Regions from separate parts of the Homo sapiens genome. Here region 1 is linked to region 2. Evidence: chromatin loops called from intact Hi-C (ENCODE). Cell type or tissue: sigmoid colon. All regions are shown on one strand. Each heading gives the region's core, and the rest is flanking DNA. Links, peaks and the distances in the headings are about the cores only.

The links. A loop is a pair of places that touch in the nucleus more often than their neighbours do. Peaks named below come from ENCODE experiments on the same cell type or tissue, not always from the same donor. Only the 100,000 strongest peaks of a DNase experiment are listed, where the experiment ranks them.
Region 1: a loop joins it to region 2, with 2.8 times the contacts of the local background. A loop is called at or near these places in 2 of 110 quality-filtered maps.

What each region holds. Positions count from the first base shown.
Region 1 is chr3:61,799,782-61,812,002 of GRCh38, reverse strand. All of the region lies in intron 2 of PTPRG (protein tyrosine phosphatase receptor type G), which reads right to left. Among named protein-coding and RNA genes, the nearest start is that of PTPRG, 240 kb to the right of the region's middle. In sigmoid colon, for the core only: no CTCF peak of the experiment used is centred there; DNase peaks (open chromatin) are centred at 1,922 and 3,302; H3K27ac peaks cover 1,426 bases.
Region 2 is chr3:61,645,650-61,658,084 of GRCh38, reverse strand. The region is part of intron 1 of PTPRG (protein tyrosine phosphatase receptor type G); the gene reads right to left. Among named protein-coding and RNA genes, the nearest start is that of PTPRG, 90 kb to the right of the region's middle. In sigmoid colon, for the core only: no CTCF peak of the experiment used is centred there; a DNase peak (open chromatin) is centred at 7,614.

The sequences.
Region 1 (12,221 bases), core at 33-8,032, 160 kb before region 2:
TTGAAGACAGGCCTACTAATAAATTTAATTATTTCTGCTATGCCACAACAAATGGAGAGAAAGCGCAGAGCTCAAGATGAACAATAATCTAAACCGTTAGATCTGATTTGTAACCTAATTTTATTCTGGTACTGGCAGAGGAACAAAATAAAACTCAAGCTGTAATAACAGGCAAGGTATGCTGTCAGCACTCTTGAGGGAATTTTTATATTTTAAGCCTGTGGGAATTTGGAAAAGGTCCATGGTACTATTTTTTCCCTTATCTGACTCGCATGGCTGATTACACCTTTAAATTAAGTCTAATAATGCATATTGTCTTTGTTAATCAGGATATGAAAGCTGAAGTTGTGTTTTGTGAAAAAGCAGATCATTTTCCAATATAGAACTCAGGCATGATGGAATGGACACTTCAATGAAATTCAGCTTTGGTCAAATGGAGGGCAAGTTACATGGCCCTAGATGCAACTAATTCATTTCCATCATCACTGTCCATTCTGGCTCTTGTTGGTTTTCTGGCCAAAGAGCAGACATATTAGTCAACTTGTCTGCTGTGTTGGTCAGATTTCTACTGCAACAATACTGTGGGACCAAAAGCAAGAGGGGAAAAAAGGATTTTGGTATTGAACAACAGTAGGCATTTATTTCTTGCTCACTGGTGTTTGGGTACACTGGGTGACTGAGAGTTAAGCAACAGGTTGGGGCCAGGAAGTTCCACCTGTGAATCTAGGACATGCTTTTCTCATGGTACCTAGCAGAACAGAGAGGCCAAGTAAAGTCATGCAAGCACATTCAAGCACTCTATTCATGGGCCTTCCATGACATTCCACTGACCAAAGAGCATCACAAAACCCAGCCCAAAGTTCAGCCAGAAGTGAGATGTCCACAGCAGGCCTAATTGGGAGGCACAGCAGAGTCACAAACTAAAGGGGCTGCTGGGCTATGACAGGGAGAAAGTGTCACATTCGAACAATCATCAGGTCTACCTCACCTGGGCTGCCACATTCACCCTAACCTGCCCTCCTGGTGACAGCCTTGCACTCCCCAACACAGGTAGGCAAGGGGGAACCCTCATTGGCTGGCAGGTAGCCAATCAGATACTCATTCTTACATCATATGATGTCACCTTGATGGTGGAACGCTAAAGTAAAAGCCCACAAAAGCAAATTCAGCTACCCTCATTACAACCCTTCTTAAGGACTGGATTCTCCATTTGTCCCGAATTACTTATAAAAAATGCCTATTCATTCTAATTAGTTTCTTTGGATCTCCATGACTTCTCTGTCAAAGGCCATTGTAGGGACAATTGCATTACACAGACAGAGCTGAGAAGAGAAATCTGTCCAAAAGAGGTAGGAGTTGGGTGGCCAAGAGTAGGGGTGGGTAGCCAGACCTGGGAACTTGTCTTCTAGCTGGGTCTGCATCATAAACACACTGCTGCCTTTATTGAGGTCATATGCCTATGGAGCAGATAAAGAGGTTTAAACAATGCTAAATAAGGTATCCCTTCGCACTGTCGTTGCTTATACAGGGCACCTAAAAAGAAATCATTCCTTTAAGCTTGTTATCTGGTTCTTGTCCATTCCTCTCTCATCCTTCCTTACCTCAGATTCTTAGGGTTTTACTGTCATCTTCCAAATCAATGATTCACTGATCAATACTTTCAGTCCTGCACTCTAATCCTAAATTACTCCTGCCCATGCATCACTTCTTCCTGGATATCCTACCTGCACCCTAAACTCATTTTTGGTCTAGAACTGAATTTGCCAGCTTTCATACAAACCTCTACCCTTTCCTCTATTCTCTGTACCAGTCGTATTGTTCTTATTTTATCCTGCACTCCCTGTAGAGTACACTTTGGCCTCCAACATGCTATTATGCTCACAGTTGCAAGTATCACTGGCTTCCTGGCCACAGACCAAAAGCCATTTAGGCTGTGCAGGCACAGCCCACTTCCAGCTACAGAGGCTCAACAGGCTAAACAGTTTCCCAGCCCCCCATTGCAGCTATAAGGTGGGCATGGCCACAATTCCAAGAACACACCTGAGGTGAAGTATGCAATGGGACTTCTGGGAAAGCTCTGCCTCCCTGATACAGGAGCTGGGGGAAAACTGTTCTGCTTAATCACCTTGAAATCAAGAGAGCACAGAGCTTCAATAGCTGTGCACCCGCTCAAAAAGCTTCCGTGGCTCTCAACTGTCAAGTGAATAAAATCTAAGCTCCTTAGTTCAGGATTCAAATGCCTTAATTATCTGGTCCACATTTATGTTTCAAGTTTATGTCTTTCTATTCCCCTTCATATTAATACAGAATAACTATATTATTTTCTTTTCAAGCTTACAACGTGCCAGATAACCTGCTAGGTACATGACATATAGTATTCACTGTCCACACTGGCCCCTATGTGGTCAGTGTTATAATACTTATTTTACAGAAATTAACAGGATCAGAACTCAAATGTAAGTTTCTCTCCATAAAGCCTCATGTTTTTCAACCCTTATTTCTTGGGTATCTTCTGTGTGTCAGACACTAGTACACCATACCACTTCCTCTTCCAGTTGGATTTTCTATCTGTCCCACTCCTTTAGGGTTATTCTTCTGGGCTCAGCTCAGAAAACTGTTTCATGGGCAATGTCTCCCCTCAAGATGCAGCAAAAAGCCATCAGTGATCACATTTTTCTCTGAAAAAAGAGTGCATCTTTATTTTCTTCTTTTAATCCTTCCTACTTCTAGTATGGTAATATAATTATACCTTACTCCAAATTTGAGGATGCAAGCTCTTGACTAAGGCAAAGTCTGCTGCTTATTCATTTTGTAACTTTCCCCCACTAACCTCCCCCACCGTGATAATAATAAGAAACAACAGTTACTGGGCCTTCACTATGTGGAAGGCAGTGAACTAACACTTTACACATTCTTTTACTTATTCTTATGATAACTCTATGGATTATATTACCCCCATTTTACAAGAAAAGAAAAAAATGTGGCAAAGTTAAGTCATCTGCTCAAGGTCACAAGCCTACTAGATAGCAAAAACAGATTAAATCCAACAGGTTCAGTAGAAATAATTTTTTAAAAATTTTAATGGTATACTACACCTCAGTTTTTATCAACAAAGATACAAAAGGTCTAAACTTTAAAGCACTTGGATCAAAAGGCCCCATTAGGAGTTGACCCAAGTTGTAAAGCCTTTTTTACTGCCAGATTTGAACAACGGGGATGGGTTTAAGAATAACCTTCACTGAGCTTCTCTGGCCAAATTCTGTGTGGGAGGGCAGGAAAGGGAGGAGTTTAATTCAGTATTATCTAGGCCAAGGGATCCGTGCCCAGTGCAACGTATGTGCCAAAGATTTTAGGCCTAAGTTGAAATCTTTGTGCGATTTTGCGAAAGGGATGGTGTGTCCTACATAATTAAATGTGCCTTTAGAGCCAGTATCATATTATGGAATTTGAATGGCTTATATTCAAAGAAATTGATTCCTGCCTGGGAAGGTTATGATGAGGTTGATAACTTCTTTTACGGGTTCCCAAACTGGACCAAGAGCCCACCTACATATGATTTATCTGGGGTGGATGAAAAAAAAATGTATAGATTTCACAGTTAAGGAATAGGGGTGAGTGCCACGTACAAAGTTCACCAGGGGTTTCTGATGAGCTGCAAGATTTGAGAGCCACTGGATTCCAGTTCACTCCACATCTTAACAGCTAACACCTTTGTAACTTCTCCACTTAAAAATAACCAAACAAAAAATCGGAGGGTTTTCTCCTAGTTTCTGGCTTTAGTTTCCAGTAACTGCAATTTTAAAAAGTTCCAGATGATGATTCTTAGGTCTCCTTCAAATGTGGTTACACACACAAAAGGTCCAATCCTAAAGAATCCACTCTCTGGATTTCAGTAATGCCTATTGAGTTTTGTTTGTATAACAATATCAGCTCCGTGCCTGGATAGGATTACACAGAGTCAGGGAGAGCAAGCACGTTCTGAGGAAAGCAGCTTGCCCTTCAATAATCTGATAAACAGGCGTTAACAGAAGCACCACAAGTACTGGATGCCCCGGTCTGCGAGCCTTTGTTGAACCATATGTCAGAGTGCTCCTAGCTCTGCAGAAGATCAAAAATATGGTTGCCCAGTTAAAAGTCATTCTCTGAGCTGCTTTGCAGGAACAAGAGGGAAAGGAAGGGCTTTGCTTATAAGAATGGAATAAATAGTCTCAATATACAATTTGACATCTGAAAGGGCAAAAAAAAATCATCCCAATACGATTCAATAATACATATTTACGTACACACACATACCCTTACATGAACACATTTATGATTCTGTTATCAAGATGGCATTTACACAAGTGTACATATGTGTATATATGTTATTTTCTAGCAGTCTTAGATTATTCCAACAACTTGAATCATTATCAGCTAAAAAATAAAGAAAAATATAAAATTCAGCTAACTACTGGAACTTGCACTGATCAAGACCTCTGTCACCAAATTGACCACAATGTTAAAATACACATCAGCTTCTACATGATGAAAGAGGAATCAAGAGGGAGTAAAAGAACAACGCACAGCTCTCAGGGTCAAAACTAAGTTCTGACAATGTCACTGGCATACCATATACGCTGGCCCAGAGACAGACCGGATGTAAACTTGAGTAATGACAAGTAACTTTAATTAAACTCTCCAACTGCTTATACGTCTGATGAACTTCAAAATGTACTTGCTCATCAAGTTAGGGTCTCTCAGAGTGGTAATCCTTTCTTATCAATCTTTGACAAACTATTAAATTTCCCATTTTTCCCCTGACCAATGGTAGAATGCCCTCTCTCCTTGTGATTTACAAGTCGTCTCAGAAATTAGAAAATGATGTACAGCTAGTGCAATTCATTTTAATAGGAATTTGAATGGCTTCTCTTTCCCTTTTTCGAAATACAATATCCTGAATTGTCCTCTCCGTCCATGTGATAAATCACTTGGGTGCAGAAAATGAAGAATTTTTAAATGGCAAGATAAAAGGCATGATTCTGTATTCTCTGTTTATGAAAGGGCTGCTCTTTGAAGTGACAAAAGCTGTGGTGCTGCTGTGTTTCCACCTGTAAAACTCCTATAAAATTTAATAGAACTTAGAGGGGTACACAAGCCACGGAGTATGAAACCTAATTTCCATCCCAGTTCATTTGATTTCCTAAAATTACATCAACAGCAAAATCAGATAGATTGTAGACACTGGTTTTATGAGGCTTCTAATAGGCAAAACTCTTATTTCAGTATTTAAAGAATAATTACCACTCTGTAATTCAGCCATGGGCCCATCGGAGCCTATTTCTGTCATCTCCTTTCATTTGCCAATAGGTATAACCAACACAGGTTTGCTAACTACCCTATCACATATTTTAGATAATTTAAGAAGAAAAAAAATGATATTCACTAAGATGCAATATAAATCCAGAAGTACAAAAATCACAAGAAAATCCACAAATCAGAAACCAAAAAGACTTAATCATTAAATTCAATTTTCCACTCACTGTATCTAAAATGAGCCACAGACCCGACAGGGCATGTGTATTCAGAACCTGGATAAGGATGATGGTGAAATGAAGTCTTTAACCCATCCATTACAACTACCTTTTGAATCATTCCAGGGAGGCTTTACCTACATGCACTTGTGTAACAGATCTACAGATTCTGTAACTTTAGAAACTCAACTTTCTTTCTCGCCAACACATTATTTCCCACAAGGTTCATTCTAAGATCATTCAATCAAGTCAGGCTTGCTATAATTGGATTCTCCCTCTCCCCCTCCCTCCACTTTAAAAGACCAAAATGATAACACTGAGTTCAGGCTAAAAATGGTATGCAAGTTTTGGAAGAGACCTAGGCACAAAAAATTATATTTAGTATATTCGATGCTTATCAATTCAACAAAAATCAGCTACAAAGGGCCTGTTCCAGAACTTTAGCAATCATCCCACCAAATTAGGTCACCATATACTAAAATCTGACAGAGGTTTGTGCTGTATTTTTCTTAAATGGCAAAGAGAGAATATGATCGAGAGCTTAATAGAAAACACAGCCCACAACATAAGAACAAAAGGTCAAGTCATATTTTGCAAACTCCAAGATTTGTAAATCCATCTCCCTGCCCCACTTCACTAACATCTACCATTCTCAAGAAATCACATTACACTAAAAAAACATGAGTTTTGCTCTAGGTAAGAATGACTAAAGGGAAATCTCCCTTCTGTCCTTCCAATCACACAGTAAATACAGCACAAGATTTAATTGCAGTTTATACCATCATACATCCCAGTGGGGTGGCTCATCTGAGAGCTGAATCAGTGACGCCCTTTAACTTAGACTCCATGACCTTCTGGGTTGTGGTAATTACCCTAACCCAGAAAACAGTCCTCAGAGGGAAATGTCATCAGTGGATAACTTGTGCCATGGGGCACTTTGATTTTTTTTTTTTTTTTTTTTTGTCTTTCCCATTTTCGGGAAGAGTAGGCCTGGGATTTGTTTTAAAAGGTAATTTATTATGAACATACTGCATGGCTTTTGCTTTGGCAGCGTTTTTCTTTTCTTGAAATAAAGAAATAAGGAGAAAGACACATACAGGCCACTGTTTAAGCCTAGAAAACATCCCTTATGGGAGGGTTTCTTAACCTTGGCACTATCAACAATTCAGGACAGAACATTCTTTTGTGGGGACAGTCCAGTGCATTGTAGAATGTTCAGCAGCATCCTTGGCCTCTACCCACTAGAGGCTGGTAGCTCCAAGTCTTGCTGTAACAACCAAAAATGTCTCCAAACATTGCCAAAAGCCCCTTCTGGAGTAAAATAGCCCCAAATTGAGAACCACTGCTTAGGGAGGGGAAAAAAAGAAAAAAAGTTCCCTTAGAATGATGAAGGTCAGCCCTGGCAAGGTCAGAGAAGTGGTGCAGATCCACCCTGCCTCTGGGTTTCAGGCGCCTGTGTCCTCATCACCAGTGAAGCTGGGAGCCACCATAAACAGGAAGTACATCAACAGATCTTCATCTTAAAGGATCTGTCAAACTCTTTGTAATGTGCTATCATAAAACTAAAACTCAAAAGAGGAAAATGCCTGTGTCTGCAAAGGGGGGAAGAGAGCTGGCATTTATACATCAGGAAGGGGAAAAATCCTATGCTTCAAAACTGCTGCACTGGCAAATGCCTGATGCTGTGAGGCCTATTTTTAAAAGGGGGACCGGGGGCACAAAGAAACAGAAACGTGAACTTTTGTTTAATGTTTATAACATCTTCTTTATCTCTTTGACACATCAAGGTAGATTTTATTTTTTTTTTTTTTTTGGAGAGAGAAAGACACAGGAAAAGAAAAAGTAAATCCTACAGTAAAAATAAAGAATAAGCATAGGACCAAGTGAAGTTAACAATCAGCACTTTTATGCTATCCTTAAACAGAAAGACACTGATGAGACAGATCTATGTTAACCCTTTCATACAAAAGGTTGCCGAATACAGTCTACCACAATGTACCATTGGAATAAAGAAGGTTCCGGTTCCATTTGGGGATATAAAAGCAAACCAAGCCTGGCAGCTTGAAAGCTAAGATTTGAGATTACATCCCTTTACAAAGAAATTGGTTACTCAGGTGACAGAGCTCACATCCCAGTAAGGAGGATACAATCTAGTTCTGACTATTAACTCCAGATTGCCCCTCCAAGTCCACATCTTTCCAGTAAGAGAACAAAGGTAGTTCTGGGCAGTCACATCTTTATCCATCAATCTTAAACAACAATGGAGACCTGAGATTAATACTGACTTGGCTCAGGGTAATTAACACTACTCTGCTCCCCTGCTTTTGTGTGAAATATGCTAGAAAACCAATAGAGAGGACTGCAGATGTTTACTTACAGAAAGCCCAAGGGCATTTAAGTGACCAAAGCTTTTTCCCAGGAGCCCTGGAAATTATTTTTCTTTACTACGAACCTGCATTCCACTCTTTCTCCATGAATGAATGTGGTCTTGTTTGATCTAAGCATTTTCCAGAATATCCCTCTGAACCATAAATCAACTCTAAGGGAAAGGTAGTGATTAATACAACAAATGGATCTTGCCATGGTAAATTTTTCATACCTGACAACTATGTCCTAGAGCAAGTATAAAAGACCCTAGCGTTGCAACTTTTAACTATCCAAATACTTGGTAATTATTCTAACAGACCCAGAAGACCCATGACAAATAGGTATTTTTCAATCTCTTGAGGAAGAAATTACTTTTGAGCACCTGAAAGCTAGTATATGGTGGTGTGTCACCCAGTGAGAGAGCCCAGCCAACCACCAGACATTCACATTTCAACATTGTTTTATTGTAAAAGTGCAACATTCAGGAAGCAACAACAACAACAAAAATCCTTTGGGGGAAAAAATAACTCATCAAGTATGCAGTAAAACGTGAACATAAGTTGAAATAGTACTGTGGGTTGCAGTGTGCTTAGCAGAATGTTTGAGGCATTACATGTTGTCCATGTTGGACAACATGGACAACATGAACCATGTTGTCCAAAACAATGGCTACCAGGCACATATGGCCAATTAAGCAATTGCAATGTCCCTTAGTAAGAAATGGGATGGGCTTACAGAGTATAATACACATCAGATTTCAAAGACTTCGCAGGAAAAAAAAGAATGTAAAATATTTCACTAATAATTTTTTTTATCGATTGCAGGTTGAAATGATGCTATTGCAGAGATAATGGGTTGAATAAAATAAACAACTAAATGTAATTTAATTTCACCTTTTTCTTTTTACTTTTTTAGTATGACCACTAGAAAATTTTAAATTACATGTGTGACTGGCATTGATGGCTCACAGATTTCTACTCACAGCAAATTTTCTGTAAGTGCCTGACAGGAAATATTTTAGGCTCTGGCTCTGTCTATGGTGCTAAAGCACCCATGGATAATATGTAAACAAATGAATGTGGCTATGTTCCAATATTAGTTCATCAGACAGCTGAATTTGGCCTGTGTGCCCTAGTTTGCCTACCCAGGGTCTAGAACATTAACAGTTCCCTATAAAGAAGAAGATGAACCTACCAGGTGCCTGTGATCTGAATTTGGCCAGCAAATGTGTTTTTGCATCCAGCGTGGGTTTTGCACAGATCTGAACTTGAATTACCTTTATACTGGGCATGGGTATTCCAGGTCCTCACAGTCCCCATGACTCCTGAAATCTAACTGGCCTTCTCATAATGGCCATGTGCACAAGCACTCCTGCTGCAGAGCTGGTGTCATACAAAGAGGCTCTCCACAGAGACAGACAGTCAGAAAGTCAGAAAATGTGCATTTCTACCCAGGACTGATAAATGGTCCAAACCAAATCAATTTTGAGAATGAAAGAATGGACATAATTAACAATTATATCTGGATAATAGGCTCCAATGAGAATGCATACAGTTATCCTAATGATGAAGCAAACTAGGCCTGCAAGAAGAATACTGGCCAACTTTACCTAAGAAACCGGCATAACTGTTTGACAACACTTCCCCTGTAGCACATTGTATTAATGTTAAACAAACCTTTCCTCTAACATATCTAACAGGGCCAGAATCCCTTGATGTCTACATACTGAACACTGTGCAACCAGCATTCATTTCATCTTCTCTTTGGCCAGCTTCTCAAGCTCTATTTTGCCATCTCTGGAAAATAATGCTGGTTCTCGTCTCAGTGGTCACACCTTCCCTATTCAAATCATGAACTGGTGATTTTTAAAAGTTCCACCCAAACTGGCAATGACTACACCAGGGCTCATTCTCCTACTCCTCCTACTTTTGTATATTACTGATAATTTCCATTTTTAAAAATTGATTTAAGGTCCTAAACAGACTGTAGGGTAGGGTGCAGCATGTATCTTGGTGCTAAGATAACCAGCTGCACAAATAATGGAGCTAGTTAGGATGCAACTGACATGACCTGAAACACTGAGTCTTTTTTTTTTTTTTTTGAGATGGAGTCTTGCTCTGTTGGCCAGGCTGGAGTGCAATGGTGCAATCTCAGCTCACTGCAACCTCCACATCCCGGGTTCAAGTGATTCTCCTGCCTCAGCCTCCTGAGTAGCTGGGACTACAGGCGCACGCCACCACGGCCAGCTAATTTTGTGTGTGTGTATTTTTAGTAGAGCCGGAGTTTCACCATGTTGGCCAGGCGGGTCTCAAACTCCTGGCATCCGGCCCTCTGGGCCTTCTGAGAAAGTTCTTCCAAACATTCCCTGCTGTGGACAGTGAACAGCCCACCATAATGCAGAGCCAGAATTAGGATAATGCTAACAATATGGATGGCAGAGCCCAGAAACAGAGAGAAACAGTCCCTAACCGTCTTGAGAAGCGGAACCCAACCCTCACTGAGGCCAACACAGACGTTATTCTTTTCCATTTTTTCCATTATGACACAAGCCGACTTGAGTTTCTGTTGTTGCACTCCACATAGGTTATTGCTGTAGACATCACCCTCATCTTCTCCTCCCCTTTCTTCCCCCCTCCACCCCTCTTCTATGTATGTGTGTAAAAAAAATTATATTTATGTAGTCCCAGCTACTTGGGGGCTGAAGTGGGAGGATTACTTGAGCCCTAGAGGTTGAGGCTGCAATGAGCCATGATCGCACCACTGCTCTCCAGCCTGGGTGACAGAGCAAGACTGTCTCAAAAAAAAAAAAAAAAATTACACACACACATATGCGTGTGCGCACACCACCCTCCCCAGTGGTCTGTACCTGGAGAGCACCTGAGGGCGTCTGTGTGCATAGACCACTGGGGGGTAATCATGAAAATATGTGTGCTTTTGAAGCTAAATTAAGCAGTCAGAAGCCATTTCCCACCTCACAAGCACTCCCCTGGGCTGCCAGTGCATCTGTTTTGCAGAAGCAGCTGGTGACACACTTTTTACCTTACCAGGAAGTCACTTCCCAGAGGGAAGCTACGGCAGGCGGTGCCAGGGCAGGGGCTTCACCAGAGAGCACTGCAAAGCTTCAGCAGATTTCTGCTTCCTTCCACCTTTCTTCTTCCTTAAAGGTACTGTGCAGAGTTCTGGCCGGACATGGTGGCTCACGTCTGTAATCCCAGCACTTTGGGAGGCTGACGGCGGGTGGATCACCTGAGGTCCAGAGTTCGAGACCAGCCTGACAAACATGGCGAAACCCTATCTCTACTAAAAGTACAAAAATTAGCTGGGCGTGGTGGCGGGTGCCTGTAATCCCAGCTACTCGGGAGGCTGAGGCAGGAGAATCACTTGAACCCAGGAGGCAGAGGTTGCAGTAAGCCGAGATCATGCCACTGCACTCCAGCCTGGGCAACAAGAACAAAAAAAAAAAAACAGAGTACCGTGCACAGTTCTGTCCCCACCACGGAACACCCTTCTTTCTCCACACCTATTACCTCAGGAAACATGACTTTCTTCACCCAACTTGAAACACTAATCCTGAGAAATCAGACTAGGGATTGTGCCAACCTCATACGGAAGTCTCTGGCATGGAGGTAACTTGGACGCCATCAAGAACTAGCAACAATCTCTAACCCAGCCAAGGCACCGAGAAGCCTCCTTGGGAAACTCTCCAAGTTCTTGTACCTACTAAACTTCAAGTAAAAACTCTTTATCCTCTACTAGTGCTCAGGGTATTTTTGACCCAAAGAATTTTTTTTGTGTTTTCTGTCTTTATTTTTGAAATTGGAGCTGTAATAACATGTCACCTGTCTTCAACTCACCTGGAAAACCTACCACCTTCTAGAACACTGGCTCTATGAAAAAACATACCAAATCAGCTTAAAACCAGTAATATATCTGTCACCATCCTACCCTCCCACCCCACAACGAGCTGATGGACACAGTCACACAATATTTATTCAGTAATTACAATTTTCCAGGCACTGGTCTAAGCATTGTACCACAGAGTCTTTATTTTTCACTCTATTTCCATTGTTAGATCCATATGATAGATGAAGAAAGTGAGGCAGAGAGAGTTTAAATTACCTTCCAGGTACACAGCTAGGAAGTTAGCAGGGTTGGAATTCACACCCACCCTAGTCTGGCTTTAGTGTCCATACTCTTAACTGTGATAGTACAGCATCTTCCAAATTCAGAATTCAACCCCTTGAACAATAAAATAAATACACTTACTGTTCTGGGGAAAAATGTTATGTCCACACTCTCAAGGGGTTAGTGAATAACTCCCACCTCCTAAAGTGTGAGCTGCAC
Region 2 (12,435 bases), core at 4,436-12,435:
CCCATTTCATCCCATGGCCTGGAGCTCTTATACTTCCCAAACATTTTCATGGAGTGTGTCTGTCCATAGGGTGGGTGCCCAGTGTGTAGGGAAGCACCATAACCACTGTCCACATGCACACTCATGTCACCCACAGCAGCACAACCAGGGTCACACTGCCACAGCTGCTTAGCAGCCCTCTGTTTAACAAGCAAAGTACAAAGCATCTTCCCCGCTGATGCCTGCTATCGATCAACTTAAGGACAAAGAGAACCAGCTTCCGCAGCACTCTCAGCAGCCATGGGAACAGCTCCCACTTTTTAAGCGTGGGAACTCTAAATGCTCAGTTGTAAATAACTGCTTTAAAGCCTACTGATCCTTTCATTTATCATCAATTGGTTTCATTTTGAGCAAAGAAAGTTGAAGGCATGAGGGACGGCACATACAGGAGACACTAGGGCACAATGAATCCCAAGAAAACAAATCAAAGGCATCATCAATAATTCAGCTACAAGCATGTGCCAGAGTTGAGAACACCTCCTGGGTTCAACTGATCCTCCCTCCTCAGCCTCCTGAGTAGTGGGACTACAGGAGCTCACCATCATGCCCAGCTTATTTTTTTATTTTATTTTGTGTAGAGACGGGGGCTCTTGCTATGTTGCCCAAGCTAGTACCAAACTCCTGGCCTCAAAATGGAGCACCTTGCCTTTGGGAGAACATCAAAAGCAGGATGGTCTCTCTGGTCCTCTCTCATCCCTTCTCCCCCTGAAACTGGTTATAAAACTTAACTGACCTTCCCCTGAAAGTAGGTCATAGTCTCACCCTCATTCTAGAGAGGTCCTCCACATGCCCAGAGGAAAGGAACGTCCTTATTTCTGTGAGACACCAAGAAGAAATTGAACAAAACAAGCCTTGCTGGCTCCCCTCCACCCCCACAGTTTATTACCGGTAGACAATAATACCCCTTTGTCCTCCAATCATACTTTGGCACCACTGTCCATAAAAATACAGTTTTCCCCGTTGCTTTGGGTCTTCATTTCTGAAAACTCCTGTGACACGTAAAACTGATATTCAATAAATATGCTTGCTTTTCTCTTGTTAATCTGTTATGGGGGCCTCAGCCATGAACTTTTTGATGTGTAAGGGAAAGGAATCTTCTCTCCCCTACACAGGTTCTAGAATGTCAGCTCTGTGCAGGCAGGGATTTGTTCACCACTCTATCCTGGGTGCCTGAAACAAAGGGGCCCGGCATATGGCTGGAAGAAAATATCTGGAGAATAAGTAAAAACATTTTTTATAGTAGCCCCAAATCGAAAACAACTAAAGGATGTGAGTCCAGAAAGCAAAGAACAAGAAGCTAAGGAAAATATCTTCAATCTACAAGAATGTTGGACATGACCCAGGCAACCTATCTCCTAAAAAGTAAAATTGACATTCCAGAATCCCAACAGACCCATCAAATGCAATCAGGTAAATGAACTGTTAGAATGCCGAACCAAGAATACGCTTGGAGAAGAAATTCCTAAAAGTTAATTTTAAAAATAATGTTGCCAAAGGGGAATGATTTGCAGTGGTACCAAGTAATTGGCACTGGTAACTCAGACTGTGTCTCTTCTTTGCTCTGGAAATCCACTCATCACAAGAGTATTCCCTTAAAATGCATTCCTGGTTAGGGCTTATTTTATGAAACGGTCAGTTTTTAACTATTCATATGTAAATTGGGGGCTATGGAGGCATTTCCCTACTAAATTTGCTAATCCCTGAGACAGAGACCACTTCTGTGTCACCTCACCTTCTGCATCAAATGAGGGATGCTCACACACTCAGAAGGAAAGAAGCCCTTTCTTGTTTTTCTTATTTATTTATTTTTTTAAGAGACAGGGTCAGGCTCTGTTGCCCAGTCTGGAATACAGTGGTACAATCATAGCTAACTGCAGCTTCAAACTCCTGGGTTCAACTGATCCTCCCTCCTCAGCCTCCTGAGAAGTGGGACTACAGGAGCTCACCACTATGCCCAGCTTATTTTTTCATTTTATTTTCTTTAGAGATGGTCGGGGGGGGGGGGGTCTTGCTATGTTGCCCACGTTGGTATCAAACTCAGGGCCTGAAGCAATCCTCCCACCTCAGCTTCCCACAAAGGGCTAGGATTACAGGTATAAGCCACTGAGTCTGACTCTTTCATGAAGTAAATTACATCTACACTTAAGAGTTAAACAGGCCAGACACAGTTTCACAATTGGTTGGCCAAGACAGGAGAATGGCTTGAGACCAGGAGTTCAAGACCAGTCTAGGCAACATTGGGAGATCCTATATCTACAAAAAAAATTTAAAAATTAGCCAGGCATGATGGCATATGCCTGTTGTCCTGGCTACAGGGAAGGCTGAGGCAGGAGGATCACTTGAGCCCAGGAGTGAGCCAGGAGTGAGCTGTGGTGAGCCGTGATCCTGCCACCACACTCCAAGCTGGGTGACAAAGTAAGACCCTGTTTCTAAAAAAATACAAAGTAAAAGAGCCAAAATATGCAACCACCCATTAGTACAAGTAACTTGAAGATACATATCTTCAAGAAAAAGTTACAACTGAGTATAACTGCCACTCCTTCTTGACTGAGATGTGTCAATTATAATACTCATTTAGTCCATATTTCTGAACATCTACTATGTGCCAGGCAGTATCCTGGGACCATATGATAAAAGAATAAGTGAAACTGATAACAATCCCTGAAGATCTTAATCTACAGGATTAATGAATATCATGAACAGGTCAACAAATAAGTGAAAAACGTAACTTGCAAATGTGGTTAAATGCTGGGAAGACAATAATCAGAGATGAAATAAGGACAAAGAAGAGAGAGGAAATCATACCTATTTCCTGTCATTGAGAGGCAGCACTGTGCCCTTGTACAACTCTGGACAATCTGGCAGGGGACTCGGCGACTCAACCATTCCACCTGCAGGATGACTCACCAGGCAACCAGGACTCCTGCCGCACACCTCAATAAGCTGATAAAGCGCAGGTGGCCGGGTGCGGTGGCTCACGCCTGTAATCCCAGCACTTTGGGAAGCCGAGGTGGGTGGATCACCTGAGGTCAGGAGTTTGAGACCAGCCTGGCCAACATGGTGAAACCCCGTCTCTACTAAAAAAAAAATACAAAAAGTAGCTGGGCATGGTGGTGGGCACCTAAAATCCTAGCTACTCAGGAGGCTGAGGCACAAGAATCTCTTGAACCCGGGAGGCAGAGGTTGCAGTGAGCCGAGATTGCACCACTGCACTCCAGCCTGGGCGACAGAGTGAGACTTTGTCTCAAAAAAAAAAAAAAAAAGAAAAAGCACAGGTAGCCTTCCTTTGTCAGCAGCATAGAAGGTCAACCCATTAAGCCCTGGGCTGCATACAAGAAAGCAGGATAGAATTATATTATAGGCCAGGCATGGTGGCTCACGCCTGTAATCCCAGCACTTTGGGAGGCTGAGGCGGGCGGACTGCCTGAGCTCAGGAGTTCAAGACCAGCCTGGACAACATGACGAAACCTCATCTCTACTAAAAATACAAAAAACTAGCTGAGCATGGTGGCACATGCCTCTAGTCACATCTACTCAGGAGGCTGAGGTATGAGAATTGCTTGAGCCTGGGAGGCGGAGGCTGCAGTCAGCTGAGACTGCACCACTGCACTCTGGCCTGGGGGACAGAGTGAGACCCTGTCTCAAAAAAAGAAAGAAAGAAAAAAGAATGATATCATAAATATATATTCACCTAACAACAGAGCCTCAAAGCATATGAAGCAAAAACTAACAAAATTCCACCTATATCTCCTAAATGTGCTATGAAGACTTGAGAACGCACATCAATTATCTAGCATATGGGTGCAGGGGGTGGCGGGCAGGTGTTGGTTAAAGCACAAGAGCAGCCCCATTCTCTTGAATGACTCCCACATCCCAGACTCCACGGTAAATGCTATTCACACACGATTCATTTCTCACCACAACACTATAAGGCACAAGAGTAAACTGAGGTCCGAAGAGATTAGGTAATTTGTCAAAGTCAAAGTGCCCTGGAAGGGCATGTATCTCATGTTCCCTCTATGCCTCTCAGATGTGGCACTGGGCTTCCCCTGGAGCCATCCATGAAAAACAGGACAAAAAAGACACCTAACAGATGATGTACCTTAATTAGCCTTACATGTTCCCTTACAGTTCCCCGCGCCCCCCACCGCTCCCCGCTTAACAACCTGCACACATGCTGCTTCTAGTAGATTCTGATTCATGCTGATTTCACTAGATAACTGGGAACAGTGTGGGCCAAGGTGAATTCTAATCTCACAGGCGAGCAGATTCTAGAGCCTCCCTTTCATAGAGGCTGGGCCCTTATACAGGAAGAGGTTACCCTGATGAGCAAAGAAAGTTGAAAGGGCAGGGGACAACACATCTGAGAAAATGGCAGGGCACGACGAATCCTAACAAAACAAAGACATATGCAATGATTTAGCTACACATACGCAGCTGGACTGTAAGATCCATGAGGACAGGGATCAGCCTTGTTCACTGTTCTATCCAAGGTACCTGAAGCAGGGGTGCCTGGCATACAGTCTCATGTACATAAATACGTGAGGACTAAAAGCATTATTTAGAACAAAAAAAAAAATGAAAACAAATAAAATGTCCAACATTAAAATGACAGAAAAGTAGACACTGGCCCATTTATGGAGGATCACTATTGCAGCTGCTAAAAATGACAAGGAACAGGAGACAAATATGCCACCCATTATGAACCATGCTGGAAAAAAAAAGGGGGATAATTTAAAGAAATGGGGAAATGTTCACAATATAAAATGAAAAAGTAGATTGCATAACATCAGTCACAGACAGGATGTCTTGACTAACCCTATATGTACAATACGTCTTTCCTATGTGTAATATGTATAGAAAAAAAAAACTATCAGGATGTAGTGACATTAAGTCACATTCATCTCTACATTGTGAGATGATTTTTTAAATTGTCTCTTCTTTTGGCTTATAAGTACTTTTAAAAAAAATTACTTTTCCCTTATCTTATATGTACTTATAAAATGTTCTGCAATGAATACAAATCTGTTGTTTGGCATAATTTCTACCCCCATGATATCTGGTGGTTGTAGTGTAAATCTCCACTCCATAGCATTTTGATACAAAGATTCTGCAGCTGCCAAACAGGCTTCTGACCCTTCACCCAGTGACAAATAGCTGGCAGTTACATTAGAAGAATGGTTCTCTATTAGGGGAGAATCCCCCACTTGCCAGAAGGCATTTGACTACCCCTGGATGTTCCAACTTAGGAGGATGCTAGTGGCATCCAGTGAGTGGAGGCCAGGAATACTACTACACATCCTACAATGCACAGAAGAGCTCCAGCAACACAGAACTATCGGGGCCCAAAAATACCACTAGTGCTAAGGTTGAGAATCCCTGTTTAAAATGAAGAGCCTGAGGATGTATCTTAAATATAAATAAGAAAAGAAACATTAACAACAATATTAAAATATTGTAACTAGAGGAACAAGGTTCTAGAAGGGCAGAGAAGGGGAACATTTGCTCCACTGAATATCCCTTAACCCTAGCCCAGTCCATGACCCAAAGAAAGAGCTCAACAAGTGTCCTGGCCATCAGGGAAAATAGATTGCACCGTAGAGGAAATTCTAATTTCAGAGTCAGGCAGAGGTAAACTTGAAGATCAGCCCTGTCAATGGCTAACACACTCCGCATCTGCAGAATGAGGAATAGAGCACTATTTATTTGATTCTTCATTTTATTTTTTATTTACTTACTTTGAGACGGAGTCTCGCTCTGTCTCCCAGGTTGGAGTGCAGTGGCGATCTGGGCTCGGTGCAACCTCCGCCTCCCAGGTTCAAGCAATTCTCTGCCTCAGCCTCTCAAGTAGCTGGGATTACAGGCATCCACCACCATACCCTGCTAATTTCTGTATTTTTAGTAGAGATGGGGTTTTACCATCTTGGCCAGGCTGGTCTTGAACTCCTGATCTCGTGACCCACCTGCCTCAGCCTCCCAAAATGCTGGGATTACAGGCATAAGCTACTGCGCCTGGCCTACTTTTATATATATATTGAGATGAAGTCTCGCTGTGTAGCCCAGGCTGGAGTGCAGTGGTGTGATCTCTACTCACTACAACCTCAGCCTCCCAGGTTCAAGTGATTCTCCTGCCTCAGCCTCCCGAATAACTGGGACTACAGGTGTGTGTCACCATGCCCGGCTAAGTTTTGTATTTTTAGTAGAGACGGGGTTTCGCCAGGTTGGCCAGGCTGGTCTTAAATTCCTGACCTCAAGTGATCCACCTACCTCGGCCTCCCAAAGTGCTGGGATTCCAGGCGTGAGCCACCACACCTGGCTATTTGATTCTTACATGACTTACATGGATCAATATATATAAAGCTTCTGACACTCTCCAAGGTACACCAGAGGTGCAGTATTCACTGGTGGCCTACAAAGTAACACCCAGAAAACTTCCAACATGGTGCACGGAAATTGCTTAGCTTCAAGCTCAACACCAATGAATCCAGGTCAATTCCCACATGGACCCATTATCATCTTCTAAAGAAATCTGTGTCTCATGAACTAAGTCTAGCCCTAAGGCTTCATCAGGCCCGTTCAGGATAAACAACCACTAGTCATGAGCAACTGTGTGAGCATATAAATCAATGGCTGCTATCATCTATCACTAGTATTTTCTTGTGAAACTTAAAAAAAAAAAAGATTATTAACAATGGGACAAAATGTCAACGACAACTTTTTTCTTTAAGTAGAGATCCAAAGGGATAAGATTACCTCTGCTCAGACTGAAATCAATACACAAGAACTTAATCAACTAAACCCTACCAAGATACCAGATGGTCTCTTAAGTATTTTGGGATTTTTATCTTACAGCCAACACACCCATCTGGTAGTATATAGAAATTATGTTTTTCCTTTAAAAAAAAAAAAAAGAGAAAGAGTGTCCAAATACATCGTGTAATTGAGGTTGATGAACAGGGTTCTAGAAGTGTAGGCAATGAGGAAAAAAATATAAACATACACACAGATAAATGTGTAATTTATCGGAGCCATTAGAGTCAGCAGAGTCATATAAACTTTTACTAGACAACTCCACAGCAAAAAATATAGGTTCAAATTGCTGAATCATTGTTCACATGTAAATAGGATTCCTAAAACTTTTATTGGTAGTAAAAATTAGTTTACATCATAAAGTAAACAAGAAAAGCAAGCTATAAAACCAAACAGTGGTAAAAGACCCTCAAATGACACATTTCACCAAAAAACTCATTTTGCAAATCGAGAGTTAAACAATTAAGTGTTTGAAAATGCTTACATTTGAAAATGAAAACCATCACATTAATAAATTTTAAGATAAAAGTTGACTGTGCGTTTGATGAGGAAGTGTGTATTTGATTAAATCTTCACACTAGTGTTAGGAAACATTTATTCCATGGAAAAGAGCACTCTGGTTAGAAACACATGGGCTCAAACACAAAACTTCTTTCTTACTCAGTTATCATCCTGAGGTCTACGGTCTTCCCTGTGAAAACCGCAGGCACATCCAATGGTTGGATAACTATTGCATCCTAATAAAATCAGGTGCCAAGTTTCCCTTCTCCTGGCCGGGACTCAATCTCTTATGAGCTCTTTTTTGGCTGCTTCTCAACAGTTTTGTGCGGAACTCGTCACTGTGTTCTTCGAACATGAGTCTCATTCCACAAAAATCTTGTACTACACATTCCCACTGGTGTTCCTAGGTGAGTGGCAATGGTAGATTCTGTAATACCTCGCTGGCATTCAACATTTTTAGGATCAAGGTACATGGTGCCCCCACCCTTGGCTTCCTTGATTTGGTTTTGTAACCCTTATGTATTAAAAGATAATTTCTCAGCAGCCGTGTACAGCTCTGGTTTTCACACATTCAATATGTATCACTGCATTTGTACAGGGGAAAAAAAGTACCAGGCTTTTTAATCCCTGGTGCTTATGGGTTTTATTTTTCCTTCTGGGAAGAAAAGGTGGAAGAATTAAGGACAAGGAGAAATCGAGAGAAACCAGAGACTCCCCTTATTAGGTTTAGCAGTAAAACTCAGTGCCCTGTTTATTAGGACCTTCAGGCTACCATTTGTAAAAGATGTTCTTGATGGTCTGCTTTCCACCAGCAGATTATAGCAAGTCTGTTGAAATAATGAGCTCAGGGACATAAGGCAGGATTCAAACCCCAAACCAAGGCTTTACCAATTTCAAGCCCTGTCATCAGCCACATGATCTTGAGCAAGTAACTAAAACTTTAAGTGTCAGTCTGTGCATCTATACGACAACCTATTTCTAAGAGGAGCCAATGTAATATAAGCAAAGTGCCTTGCATTATACTCAACACAATAAATCCAAGTTGTCATATTATGCTGATTTAGCCCTGCTGTGATTTGAAGCCTGCATGTCTCCTCCAAAACGTAGGTGTTGTCAATGTGATGGTATTAAGAATCGGGATCTTTACGAGGCAATTAGGCCATGATGGCTCCTCCCTTGTTAATGAGATTAAGAACCATATAAAAGAGTCTTCAGATAGTGTTTGGTTCACTTGTTTTTCCACTTCTGCATGAGAGGTCACAGCATATCTTCCTTAGAGGATGCATCAATAAGGTGCCACCTTGGAAGCAGAGAAAAACCCTCACCAGACAGCTGAACCTGCTGGCACCTAAATCTTGGACTTCCCAGCCTCCAGAACTGTGAGAAATAAATTTATATTGTTTATAAATTACCAAAGCCAGGCACAGGGGCTCATGCCTGTAATCCTAGTACTTTAGCAGGCTGAGGTGGGAGGATCACTTGAGCCCAGGAGTTCAGGACCAGCCTAGGCAATACTGTAAGACCTCATCTCTTAAAAGAAAATAGAAAAAGGAAGGAAGGAGGGAGGGAAAGAAGGGAGGGAGGGAAGTGAAAAGGGAAAAGGGAGGGAGGGAGGGAGGAAGTAAAATAAATTAACCAGTCTCCGGCATACTCGTGTAACAATGAAAAACAAACTTAGACAAACCCAAAGTTAACACTAGGTTTTTTAACCTTGGTAATAAACTCACATATGACTGTTCTTTGACACTGCTATACTATATGAAACGTCTATTTGCTTCTTCACTTTTGGATTTCCTGAGACAGCTCAAGGAAAAGGCATTATTTTTTCATGTAAATAAATAATTGCTTCAACAAAGATCAGAATCTTTAAAGTGGAGATTGCCTCACCAGCAGCCCCCAACCCTCATTACTTTTCTTATTTGGAGTTTGAAATATACACGGAGCACAGAAAACATTCTCTTGGGAAACATTCAAGCAACATGCCATTATTCTTCCAATACAAGGTAATAGAACCTAATAGAAAAATGTCTGCCCTCTCTCTCTGACTGTATTACAGATGGCAGCCAAATGAGTGTGTGTTCTGCAGCAGAAAGCCTGGGAAGTGCAGGCATTAGACGTTCCCTTGGTGCATCAGCCTGGGGTCACCCCACTCAAACACCCTGCATTTAGCTGCCAACAAAAAATGAAATGCCTTTGTCTCAGGACAGAGGAACTGAGGTATTTCAAGATGTGTAATTCCAAAAGAAAACCTCTCTTTTGCTGCCCAGTTTTCATTTCCCCTCGGGTGAAAATGTGTAGCCTGGTAGGAGCAAGCTAGGTGTCTTCCACCTGGATCCTTGGTGCCTATGTGTGAAACACAGGAAGGCATTCAAGGCAGGAAAGAATGGGGTCCTGGAGGGATGCCAGGGAATCCGCAGAAGTTAGGTGCTGCTAAGTCCAACTAAGATGCAGTCATGAGACCTTATGAATGAAACAAGGATTGCCTGGGTAACGAATGGACAACTATGTTAACGAATCTCCTAATATGTTATTTTAATCTCAGAGTGTCTTCATCACCATGGGGGTCCACAACACCCTGCAGTAGTCTCCTTTACTAATTCCACTGTCAGGATATTCTCAGGTGACAATGCATAGGACTGGTTTAATCAAACATGAAGCCTCCACTTATCATGAAGTTGCAGCCTGTCTTGGGCTTCAGGCATATCAAAAGCAAGACAGAAAAATAAAACCCAAGAGGACAGAGGATTCACGGATGGGTACAAGGGAGTGTCAGTAGATAGACAAGCCATAACGGGCCTCACAGGCCGCAATCACAATCAGGACACTTCGTAAGGGAACATCTCAAGGCATCAAGGGCACCAAACATTCAGTGGTTTCAGAAAAGCAGCACCAGCTCCAAGGTCAGAGTTTGAATTGCTAACTCTTTTTTTTTTTTTTTTTTTTGAGACGGAGTCTCACTCTGTCACCCAGGCTGGAGTGCAGTGGTGTGATCTCAGCTCACTGCAAGCTCCGCCTCCCAGGTTCACACCATTCTTCTGCCTCAGCCTCCCAAGTAGCTGGGACTACAGGTGCCTGCCACCACGCCCGGCTAATTTTTTTGTATTTTTTAGTGGAGACGGGGTTTCACTGTGTTAGCCAGGATGGTCTCGATCTCCTGACTTCGTGATCCGCCCGCCTCGGCCTCCCAAAGTGCTGGGATTACAGGCGTGAGCCACTGTGCCCGGCCAATTGATAACTTTTAATGAGCTGGATGAACCTGAACAATTACAGGATCATCTAGCTCATTAATCGCACATACCATGTGGCTCAGTTTCCTTCTTTAGAGAAACAATGGTATTGACCCTCCTTTGGGGAGTTGTTATGAGGCTTAAATTAGATAGTATGTGTATGGTGCTTAGTATAATATCTGGCATGTAAGAAAACTGCAATTCCTCTTTTGTTTAAAAATTAATCCAGATAATGGTGTGAAAGACGGTAAAATGAAAGACAGGAAGAGCTGTTCAAACACTGCCAATTCCAGTTATCACGTGCTTAGTAAAGGAGAATAGTCTGGCAGTTTCCCATAAAACTAAATATGTACTTACTATACGACCCAGCAATGGCACCCTTGAGCATTTATCTCAGAGAAATAAAAACTTAGGTTCACTCAAAAACTATGTACACAAATGTTCATAAGCAGCTTTATTTGTAATAGCCCCAAACTAGGAAAAGCCCAGATGTTCTTCAACAGATGAACGGATAAACAAACTGCCACATCCCTACCATGGAATACTGCTCAGGAATAAAAAGGAACAAACAACTTGGATGGGTCTGGGGAGCTACACTGAGTAAAGCAAGCCAGCACCAAAAGGTTATGTACCGTATGATTTCCTTTATATAATGACATTCTCGAAATAACAATGGGTTAGTAATTGCTAGAGGTTAGGGATGTGGGGGTGGCTATCAAGGGGTAGCATATGAGATCTTTGCAGTGATGGAACTGTCCTGTATCTAGATTGTGATGCTGGTCACACAAATCTACACATATGAAAAAAATGCATAAAACTATACATACACATACACACCACAAACACCACTGAGTAAATACAAATAAGTGCATGTTAAACTGGTGAAATCTGAATAAAGTCTGTGAATTGATAATGTCAGTTTCTTGGTTTTGATATTACACTATAAGTATATAGAATGCATCATTGGGGGAGGCTGGGGAAAGGGTACAAAGAACTCCTCTAGGGGAATAATGTTTTGAATGGGAGCATTTCTAGATGTGTAATTCCAGAAGAGTTTTGGACAAAGAAGGCAGTTCAATTAAGAATTAGATGATCTGGCCAGGAGCGGTGGCTCATGCCTTTGATCCCAGGACTTTGGGAGGCCAAGGCAGGCGTTATCACTTGAGCTCAGAAGTTCGAGACCAGCCTGGACAACATGGCAAAACCTCTTCTCTACCAAAAATACACAAAATTAGCCAAGCGTGGTGGCGTGGTGGGACCCATGGTCCCAGCTACTCTGGAGGCTGAGGTGGGAGGATTGCTTCAGTTCAGGAGGTGGAGGTGGCAGTGAGCCAAGACTGCGCCACTGCACTCCAGCCTGGGTGACAGAGTGAGACCCCATCTCAAAAAAATAAAAAAAGATGATCTACTGCAGAGAATCAAAAACAAACCATATTTTATCCAAAAGAGTTACTCTCTCTGAATGGAGGAGTCCTTATTTGTGTCTGTATAAAGCAGGTAAGATTTTATGGCCTCTGCACATAGTAAGTTAGATTATGAAGTCTGGAAATAGGAATGAATACCCTAGTGGCAAGGAAAATAAACCAAGTCTACCTGATCTAAGAAACAGAATTTACTGAAAGTTTTGGGTAGCTCAGCTCCCAGGATCACTGGTTAGGCTAGATCTGGTATTGGCAAACTACAGTCAAATCAGGCAACTGCCTGTTATTGTACATAAAGTTTTGCTGGAACACATCCATGCTCATTTGCTCACATATTGTCTATGGCTGCTTTCACAACACCACAACAAAGATCAATAATTCCAACAAAGATTGTATGGTCCATAGGATCTAAAGCATCTACTATCAGGCCCTTTAGA